2 separate regions of the Mus musculus genome follow, and region 1 is linked to region 2. The links are chromatin loops, found by intact Hi-C in ENCODE. Cell type or tissue: left cerebral cortex. All regions are shown on one strand. Each heading gives the region's core, and the rest is flanking DNA. Links, peaks and the distances in the headings are about the cores only. Region 1 has its middle 210 kb from the start of Gm32243. Region 2 has its middle 220 kb from the start of 5033403F01Rik.

Region 1 (5,386 bases), core at 327-5,326, 250 kb after region 2:
ACTCCATGGGGAGAAGTGAATTCCAAGATTGCAAACATCAAACAAAACACCAAATATGAATTCGTTTGACTTGGTTGTAGAATAAATTGCTTCTTGGTCAAATGTGCTGATGAGTCAACCTGACAGCTGGGTGCTTTCTCGCCCACGTTTCTGTCCTCTACATCTGTCCCCTAAAAAGCAAGAGTGACGAAAACCAATATTCAACAAAATGGCTTTGAGAATGGCGGCACGTCTATTCCACCTGACAAACCATGGCATAGGTGGTAGAAGGGACTGCTTATAGAGGAAGGAACAGGGCATCTGACTTTCAAAGGTAAACACAAGACTGGTGGCCAGGGATTTACTTATCATGTAGAAAAATTAATTTCTCCTTTGAAATTAAGAAAGACAAACTTCGCCTGGGACATAACTTGTAATGAAGGAGGGAAGTGCTACAGCCCATGTATTACATACATGTGCACGTGCCCTTCTGTCTGTGGGATATATATGCCAATAAGTGTTCAAAATTTTAATGATAATTCCAAGTATGCTTTATTGATTTTTTCTATGTTGAGACTTCTGTTTTCTGTCATTTAAGCAGATTAGTGACTTGTGATGTTCAGAGACTCAAGACCAGAGGTCTGGATTGGTTGCCTAATATTCTGAATGCCAAGTTCTTTTTAGCTGTTTTAAATTTTATTTAATGTATGTGTGTGTGCGCATGTGTGTGTGTGTGTGTGCATGTGTGTTCACACATGTGCCACTGTGCTCATGCAGAAGCCAGAAGACATCTTTAGAAGACATCTCCTCCACCATGGTTTCTAGGCTGAGCACTGGTGCTCAGCCTTGCACAGCGGACAAGTATGTCTTCTAATTGAAATGCAGGGAAGAATTGCTTCTTATGAGATGAAATGGTCTAGGTGGACCCACTTTTCCAGCCCCAGTCACTTGTAACACTGGCAGACATCTGCATGAGTTGGAGTTTGATCATTACCACTCAGTCTCCTTAGAGGATCTGCCAGATCCTGACCAATACAACTGAGGATGCTCGCAGCCAACCATCGGACAGCACAGGGACCCCAGTGGAGGAGTTAGGAGAAGGACTGAAGGAGCTGAAGGGGCCTTATCTGGCATCAATGGGAGGGGAGGCCCTTGGTGCCCCAATGTAGAGGAATGCTAAGGAGGTGAGGCAGGAGTGGGGAGGTGGGTGGGGGAGCTCCCTCATAAAAGCAGGGTAAAGGAGATTGGATAAGGAGGTTGCAGAGGGGAAACCAGGAAGGGGGATAGCATTTGAAAAGTAAATAAATGGAAAATCAAATTTAAAAAAAGAAATTAAAGCTCATAATCGAATATAAAAGGAAGGAAGGAAGGAAGGAAGGAAGGAAGGAAGGAAGGAAGGGAGGGAGGGAAGGAAAGAAGGAAGCAGGGAGGGAGGGAGGAAGGAAGGAAGCAGGGAGGGAGGGAGGGAGGGAGGGAGAAAGGAAAGAAGCAGGGAAGGAGGGAGGGAGGGAGGAGGGAGGGAGGGAGGGAGGGAGGAGGGAGGGAGGGAGGGAGGAAGGAAGAAGGGAAGAAAATTATCTTGTGCTATAATCTGGTGAATTTAATATCCTGCAAGCTCACACTTGAGCTTCCAGAAGCAAACCAATAGGGATGGGAAAACTCAGTCAGTCATTCAGGAGAACTTAATGGTGTTAAGAGTTATCACCTGACCAAACAAAGGAGCACTGTCTGCTCTCACAGAAGGGCTCCACTTAATATGTCCCTCCTCAGTGATGCAGGAATGGTCACCTTGTCAAAGGCTTTCACTGCTAATTACACTCGGAACCCGTTTTCCTTTTAACTTATTGTCCTTATTCCTTGACAAACTGTTATGTCTCGGAAGCCAAAACTTGGTTCAGTTTATTCATTTCTGTAGACTTCCCGGGGTTTGTGCTTTAATTACGTGCACATACATCTATGCCCATAAAAACATCCTCCCAGCAGCGATGCTCAGACACAGCTGACAATAAATAATAAACAATAAACCTGAGAGTGACAATAAATAGCAGGGAGGCAGGGTTCTATCAACGGACACGTGGCTGCTTCCCACAGCCCATTTTCTTGGATGTTGTATTAGTTGAGGTTGAACCAAGGACTGTGCTACATCCCTAGCCCACCACACTTCACCTCAAATCCATTCCAAGAAAGGCTTCCAAAAGCTTTAGCGCTGAAAGTTAAAATTAATAAGTACCTTTCCTGAAAATCATGTCCCTCCTCCTTAGAAACAACTCTAAAGAGGAAAAGATTTTAAAACTCTCTTGTCACATCAATTGCAAGGTATGCAATAAAAAAGCCGAACACCCATGACTCCATAGCTGTGTGCATCGCCCTCAGGAGGGACCTGTTTGCTAGCCAATTAATATTATCAGTAGTGAATTCTGATGAGAAAGATGGTTTTATAGGCATAGATGTGTGTGCACATACTTAAAGTACTTAATAGTAGGAATTTCACCGAGCCTTATAGCAAAGAGACAGCTCAGTAGGGAGACAGCTTGTACTAGATGGCTAGGATTGTCTGGGTATAAAAGACCAGAACCATCGACAAAGCATTGACAAAGATAACCCTGAGAAGGCAGAAAGTATCAGGTTGTCCAAATAAAGCCTTTAGAAATCAGAATATCACTTGTGGAGTTAAGATTTAAAGAAATCACTTCATTATTAGGCAGATGCCATGTAGTAACAAACTTGGCCTTGACAATCATGAAGGACAAACATGCTGGAGACAATCACTGTGCTCCCAGGTTTAGAAATATTTCTCATGGTAGAAAAGGGATGACGAGTGACTATTAAATGGAGCTTGGTTACTGGGAACGCTGACTTACCAGAGACCGTGTAAGTATGGAAACTATGGGAACCACATTGGTCTTAACGACCTCACTTTTTCCGCTTGTGATATCTGCCATGCAAGCTGCACTTTCCATTCTCACATCTGAGGGCTGATTCCAGCTAGCTGAGTAGGACACAGCAGGGCACACATACGCTGCTGGTCCAGCGACAGGCCCAAAGTGGGATCCAGCTCAACGGGAGGTTCCAAGGCCTGACACTACGACTGAGGATACGGAATGCTCACAAAAAGGGATCTATCTTGACTGCCCTCCAAAAGACTCAACAAGCAGCTGAAAGAGTCAGATGCAGTTAGTTGCCCCCAACCAATGGACAGAAGCAGCTGACCCCTGTTATTGAATTAGGGAAGGTGGAAAGAAGCTGAGAAGAAGGGTGATCCTGTAGGAGGACCAGCAGTCTCAACTAATCCGGACCTCTGATATCTTTTAAACACTGGACCACCAAACAGACAGCATACACCAGCTGATATGAGGCCCCCAACACACATACAGTAGAGAACTGCCAGGTCTGTGTTCATTCAGAGATGATGCACCTAACCTTTATGAGACTGAAGGCCCCAGGGAGTTTAGAGGTCAGGTGGGGTGGGGGTGGGGGCATCCACGTGGAGAGGGGGTGGGGTAGAGAGGAGGTGTGGGATGTGGAATAGTCAGAGGGTGGATGGGGAGGGGGTGGAGAATAGAATATGGAGTGTAAAAATGAATTACAAATGAAATTAAGTTAAAAAAAAGAAATAAAAAGGTACCAATTTGATATTAGGAAAATCTGTTGAACTGGCTGAAACTTTAACATATATGTACATATGTATATGTTTATATATATATTTATAAATATTTATATGCATGTATATGTACATATGTCTATATTTATACATATGCTTATATATTTATATACTATACATTTATGTGTGTATATTTGTATATATATGTATACATATGTTTATATATGTTTATATATTTATACATGTTATAAATATATAAACATATTACATTTGGTACCTATTTGTTGTCCCTATATACATTTCATTATTTCTTTTCTTTTCTTTTCTTTTCTTTTTTTTTTTTTTTTTTTTTTTGGCTCTTTTAAGACAGGGTTTCTCTGTATAGCCCTGGCTGTCCTGGAACTCACTTTGCAGACCAGGCTGGCCTCGAACTCAGAAATCCGCCTGCCTCTATTTCATTATTTCTTTGTGAGGTTCTGGTTCCTAATAGTCATGACTCCCTTTCTAAAGAATTTCTTCATATTCTGGTCTGTGAGCTTGAATTGCTTCAAGTTCCATTTTACTAAAAACTTCTCTGCTTTAACTAATGTTTTTAATTAAAGATCCATTAGTATATATTATCTACCCAAGTGATGACTTTAGAACGGTGTTGTATATTTTGACCATGTTACTTCCTTCCCCTTTATCTTCGTCAAGTTTCCAAGGCTGTGACAAAACGCCATGACCAAAGCGACTTGGGAAGAAAAGGGTTTCAGCTTACACATCCCAGGTCACAGCCCACTGAAGGAAGCCAAGACAGAAACTCAGCACAGGAACTGAGAGGAGCCATGGGGAAATTGGCTCACTGGTTTTCTCCACAAGGCTTGCTCGGGCTTCTCTCCTATATAGCCTAGGTCCACCTGCCCCGGGTATCATGGCCTACAGTGAGCTGGGCCTTCCAACAGCACTTACTACCTCACAGGCTTGCCCACCAGCCAGTCTTATGGATGCATTGTCTTAATTAGAATTCCTTTTACCCAGATATTCCAAGGGATTTTTTTTAAGTTGACAAAAACCAACTAACACACCCCTCCCTAACCAGTACAATTTCAGTCTCCTTTCTACTTTCATGTCTATATATGTAAAGTCTATGCTCTAGTTAATGAAATAAAAGATATTTTTCTTTCATTTGCCACAATGATCTCCAGTTCTGTTCATCTTCTGAAAATGACTTAACTTCATTCGTTCATTCATTCATTCTTGCTTGCTCGCTCCCTCCCTCCCTTCTTTTCTTCGTTCCTTCCTTTCCTTCTTTTATTTTTTTTTATGGCTGATTATACTGTATTGTATATGTAACACACATTTTGTTTATCCATTCACATTTTGGAGATATTTTCACTGCATATGGAATTCCCTGGATAGATTATTCTCTTCTTATTCTTTGTCTTAACATTATTAGTCTATTCACTTCCCCACTTCCCGACTCGTCTAGTTTCTGAGGAACTATTTTAATGCTCTTCGCAGTTACCCCGTATGGACGGTTTGCTCTTCTCAGGCTGCCAGAGAAGTTTTCGTTTCTTTGGTTTTCAAAGTGTGTGCATCTAGGCACATGTACACAGCACTGGCCTTGCTCTGCTCTGCTCTTATACTCTTTAAAACCTTTTGGAGTTTGTGGCTGTAAACTTAAATGCTTTCAATTGTTTTGCAGACAGTATTTGTTTGGAAATGTTTTCTGTCCTCTTTCTCTGGTGGAGCCTGTTATTCCATACGCCAAGCCCGTGGGTACTGCGGCCCTTAAATGCTACATCCATCTCCCACCCCTTCATT
Region 2 (5,386 bases), core at 204-5,203:
GCATAGCTTTATGTTAGCTTGACACAAACTCAAGTCATTTGAGAGAAGGAAGCCTCAAGTGAGAAAAGGACTCCATAAAATAGGGCTGTGGGGCATTTTCTGAACTGATGGTTACCCATTGTAGCTGGTGCCATCCCTGGGCTCTATAGGAAATGGTCCTGGGTTCTATAGGCAAACAGTCTGAGCAAGCCAGGGGAAGCAAGAAAGTAAACAGCACCCCTCCATGGCCTCTGCATCAGCTCTTGCCTCAAGATTCCTGTCTGGTTTGAGTGCCTGTGCTGACTTCTTTCAATGATGGACTATGGTATGTTTTGTCATAGCAATAGTAACCAAAACTATGACATTAAGTGAGTCAGAGACTCTGAATAAGTTCAGAAATTAGACTCTAAACCAGGCCTTCCATGGATTTGAAGCTCACACTCATGCCAGAGGTCACAGATGTAGCTGATCCCCATCACGTTGCCCAATGCACAGTCTTCCATATAAAGAAACAGCTATTCCCGTAATCAATCCTGATGTAGCAGTAGTTACAAAGGCCCATGATTTGGTCTGATCTAGGTTGGGCAGCAAGTTCTAGATGCCTTCTATGATATGTCTAACTCTCTAAGGGCTGGGGCCCTATTCCAGTTCTCATGATTATTCTCTATTGTGTCTTACAGGTAGACCTAGTCATGTGAATTTACTCCCATCTAGTGCTAAGGAGAGCAGAATCCATTAGTTTTTAGGGAAGGCAACAGGAATTAAGAATAAGTCAGTGTTAAATATTTTTACCAAGAAGCAAATGAATGACAAGCCAAGGTCATGAATTCATACACAGAGGAGATCATTTCTCTACTTACTCTATTCCATTGTTATTGAATATAAATACATTTGCATAGATGTTTTGCAATACTCAAAAACAATTAACGTGGAAATAAGTCAACATAGGCTCCTACTGGAATATCCAGCATGTTTGTTAATATCCACACTTAGAACTATTTGTCCTTTGATACATAGAATTCTCTTTAAAGTTAAAAGGATGTTTGCTCTGTATTAGGTGGGCCCAAAGTCTTAGTTTATAACTGGGAAAGTTCGACAGTTTTTCCTTATTGTTTTTAGAGGGGGTAGGCTTTCTGTCTTTCAACTCATAACATATAAATACTTCACATTGTTCTATTCTTGATGCCCCCCTCCAAACCACATTTGATAGCAGTTCAACTGTTCCTTGAAAATTTAAATTTACTGCATGTACCAGAGGGGTTGTATTCAAATCATCTTGTGCAACTCTTCGGTGAGCTCTTTGCTACCTCCTGGCTGTCATCTAAAGGAGAAAAGTAAGGCAACTTCTCCAGAGAGAACCGAGATGTTACTGTAGAGATGGCTGGTGTTTTGCAGAAAATTTCCGAGATATCCATCGGTCAAAATATCACTGACCAAATGCTTTTGAAGTGTTCACTCCATGGAGAGTACAGGCCCAGATATCATGCAGAAGCAGAGGCCAAAACAGTGCACGTGGTTGCACTTGTTATTATTCGTGGTAGCTTTGTGTTTGATAGCTTCTTCATTTCTAAGTCCATTTTTCAGTTGTTTTACCAAGATGTATTTGAAAGTTCAAAACCTGTATCTATAGCATAGAGGTTGAAGGCTCTTCATGTTCACCATGATGCTGTCATAAGAATAAAGCTAACACACTTGCTTAACACTGCAGGGGGTCTCTACATCTGTCCTTTGTAGATCTCTATTTTCTTGACTGGGTGTATGGGGAGTTATACAAGTTTCAAGATGCAGAGAGTGTGTAAGTCCTATCCATTAAACCTATAAGGTGGGAAAGGAAAGAATCATTATTTCCCTGTTAAAAAATCAACAGGAAATTGGAGTCTTTGCAATCACCAAACACATCCTCCAAGCCATGAAGCCTTCTCTAGTTAACCGAACCATGCTAAAGACCAGCTCTCTGGGATTCTATTGTAGAATTTGCACTATTTTCTGAAGTCCTTACTAACTAACTGACCAACCAACCAACCAACCAACCAACCAACCTAATTCGTTGAAATTCTGGTTAGCTGCCAAAATCCCATGGTTAGAGTTTACAGAACACATCAACATTGATGGAGTCCCCATCCTTCAGCTTTGTTTTTTGTTTTCCTACAGTTAAAGCAGGAAGATAAGGATTCTCGGGTAAGACCTCTTGAGCTGTTTTTGTTTTCTCTTTAGATCTTTGGACTATAGTTCTTCCAAAGGGGGAACTATAATGCTTGGAATTTTTTTTTTTTTGTAAGAAGATCCTACATGAGATGTGCTTTCGTTCTTTGTGCAATGTATATGAATCTACACAGTGGGGGAAAGAAAAGCAGCATTGTCCTCAAACAGAGCAACAGTGAAACCTAATTGTCAACCAGATTTGAAAAAGAAAGTCCAGGAAAAATGTCCAGGCCTACAAATGTGCTTGGTGTATCTCTTTTTCTCAGAACACTGGGCCTCTGACAGTAGATGGCAGTGTGAGATGGGGAATTTGAGACTTGGCAGTGATTTTTTTTTTTTTCTTGAAATAAGCCCGGTAAAATACTTTCTCTTCTTCTCTTTCTTTCTTCCATTCTTTTTAAAACTTGGAACCACTAAATTGAGTTTTCAGGCAGAGTTTTGTCTGGGTGCCAAGATCCCACCCTGGAAGGCTCTGGCAACCTACAGGTGAGGCTAAGCAAGGGTTCTGTTTGAAGTGGGGCTGTTGCCCTGCTCAGGAGCAAGATGGGAAGTATGTGTGCACAATTTATTGTCATACAGCCAAGCTAACTGCCACTCAACAGTCTTGGCAAGTCTGTACACCTCCCCGGTGAAGGCAGCTCCCCTCCCCTTCATGTTCCTCAGAAATTCATGCTGTTTAGGCCTAATACACAGAAGCCTTGATAAAGCCAAGGCACCAAAGCAGCTTCAGGGTTTCACTTAATCTTCACTCTCCTCAACCCCTTAAAAAATCTGAGGCAGGGAGAGAGGGGATTTCCAAATTGAAATCCGAATTAAATTACACTAGAAAAACGGTCACTGGATTTGAAATCATCCCTTTCCCAGTGCTCGCTCAAGTCAGGGATCCTACTCAGAAACTCAGAAATCATGAAACATACGAGCATATTAAAGCTGGTTATAACGTGTCTTCTTTAATAGTCTTAGTGTATTGGCAGGATGTGGAGTCTCTACTCACCTAGACTTGTGCAGAGCATCGTAGAAATAGGCTGTGTTTTAAACAGGATAGGGATAACTTAAACTATTTGATTTGCTAAATGATTCAGTTCATAAAAAGAGATTAATTTAATTAATCATTCTGATAGTGTCCTTACTTCACACGGTCATGACAGGATTTGAAAAGTGTATCTCATCCATGTTCCTGGCTTTAATGATTGTTTTGCTTTCTATTCTTCTGTGACAACTATACTTACTCAATTGTAGATGTCTTCTAGTCTAGTTTAATCTCAGTGCTTGTATGACAAAATGTCCATGGCTTAGCCATGTTAAGCTCCAGTTTCCCAATTGTTTGTTTGGAATAATGTCATATTTACTCCAGAGAGCCTGAGGTCGAGCACTGGTCATTCTGTCCAAATGTGCAATGAATATTATCCATTGGCATCAGGCAGAATTTGAAACATTATTGCTCCCTGTCCCTTTCAAAAATGGTGAATACTTAATCACCCTAGATGAAGAAAAGTCAAACAGGCAAATTTCATACTTAAGATGTGTTGCCTGCAAGAATAAGTGAAAGGAAAATCGAGATTGCCTTAAGATCACTTTATACTTAAGTGAGAAAACAGAATGTTATAGTCAAATCTCACCCACAGCTGGGAGTGTTTGAATATATGCATACACTTTGCATAACCAAGTCAACCAGTGCTTTGGTTACCAGGTGAGGAACAAGACTTTCAGGATGAAGGTAAAAACGGAGACATGAGAACAAACACAGTCATAAGCCACACCTTTGGTTTCATCTCATTTGGTGGGCACCTTTTAACCTGAGAGGCTGGGGGGTGAGAGCCTGGAAAAAGTAGGAAGTCTGGGGATGAAGACACTAACCACTAGCAGGTTGTGTAGCACAGTCCTGTAATCTTAGCACTCAGGAAGCTGATGCAGGGGGAATGCCAGGATTTGAAGCCAGTCTGGGATACAAAGTGAGTTGAAGGCCAGCATGGACTACATAGAAGATGATGTTTCCAAAGAGTATACCAACAAAGCAACGCCCCTAGCAATCTTTGTTTTGTTTTATTTTTATTTTTAGGAAGTTGTCTACATGGGGCCTCTATGTTAACCTGGATGGAGACTTGTTGAAAGATTGACAACCATGTCATGGTTGAATACCAGGATGCTAGGATGCTATTTCTTAAACTCATCACTTTTTACATTTCTGTACTCCCTTAAGTTATTCATTGTTTTATTAATATAAATAAAATGCTTTCCTCTTGTTTTGTGACTTTGACAAATTGCTACATAGCCTTGTGTACTTTCCCCAAGAAAACGGAAAGCAACACTCAGAATATTTCAAGATAAAACGACTTAGTACTCATGGCAGTTACTAGGTCAGTCGTAGGCACTTGGTAGGTCAGTGAATATAGCCAGGTGTGAAAAGCACCTTCCCAGTTAGTAATGATAGAATCAGACAATTATAGAATGCTACGCTTTAAAGAACCCCATAGCAACCAAAATTTCTTTTTCTTTTTTTTTCTGTTGTATATAAATTTTATTTATTTATTTATTTATAGATATTTCCTTTATATACATTTCAAATGCCATCCCGAATGTTCCCTATACCCTCCCTCCACCCTGCTCCCCTACCCACCCACTCCTGCTTCTTGGCTCTGGCATTCCCTTATACTGGGGCATATAAAGTTTGTAATACCAAGGGGCCTCTCTTCTCAGTGATGGCCGACTAGGCCATTCTTTTTCTTATAAAAGCAGAAGGTAATGACTTGATTGAGACTGCTGACATGGGTTCTATTCAAATCCTCAGCAAATGAAACCAGGAGAATACACACAAACATTAGCAAAAGATCCACTATCAAGAGTCAGTTTCTATCCTCCTTTGAGGCTGAAGAATCTCAGGGTCTGTAGTCAGCAAGTCGGGAGTGCAGAAACTTAACAGCTTGGAGCTAGGCTATGTCAGACTTGAGATCCAGGGAAAGCCACTGTTTGGGCTGCATCTGAGGGCAAGTGGAGATTGACAACCAGCTCGAAGCAGTCAGCCATGATGAATTTCCCGAGTGACAAGATGGGTAGATGGAAGATGGGCTGCTTTATTCTACCCAGGATTTCCACTTACTGAGCAATCAGCTTTATTTGGTCCACTGATTCAAAGGAGAACCGGCTAAAAGTATTCTGTTGGGGACATTCAGAGACATAGTTTGTCAGATGTTTGGACATTCCTGGC

What was found. A loop is a pair of places that touch in the nucleus more often than their neighbours do. Peaks named below come from ENCODE experiments on the same cell type or tissue, not always from the same donor. Only the 100,000 strongest peaks of a DNase experiment are listed, where the experiment ranks them.
Region 1: it touches region 2 in a loop (2.7-fold over the local background); 6 of 42 quality-filtered maps call a loop at or near these places.

The regions. Positions count from the first base shown.
Region 1 is chr13:39,431,611-39,436,996 of GRCm38, forward strand. No RefSeq gene overlaps it. Among named protein-coding and RNA genes, the nearest start is that of Gm32243, 210 kb to the right of the region's middle. In left cerebral cortex, for the core only: no CTCF peak of the experiment used is centred there; no DNase peak of the experiment used is centred there.
Region 2 is chr13:39,181,317-39,186,702 of GRCm38, forward strand. No RefSeq gene overlaps it. Among named protein-coding and RNA genes, the nearest start is that of 5033403F01Rik, 220 kb to the left of the region's middle. In left cerebral cortex, for the core only: a CTCF peak has its summit at 2,478 (motif pointing right); DNase peaks (open chromatin) are centred at 2,481 and 2,713.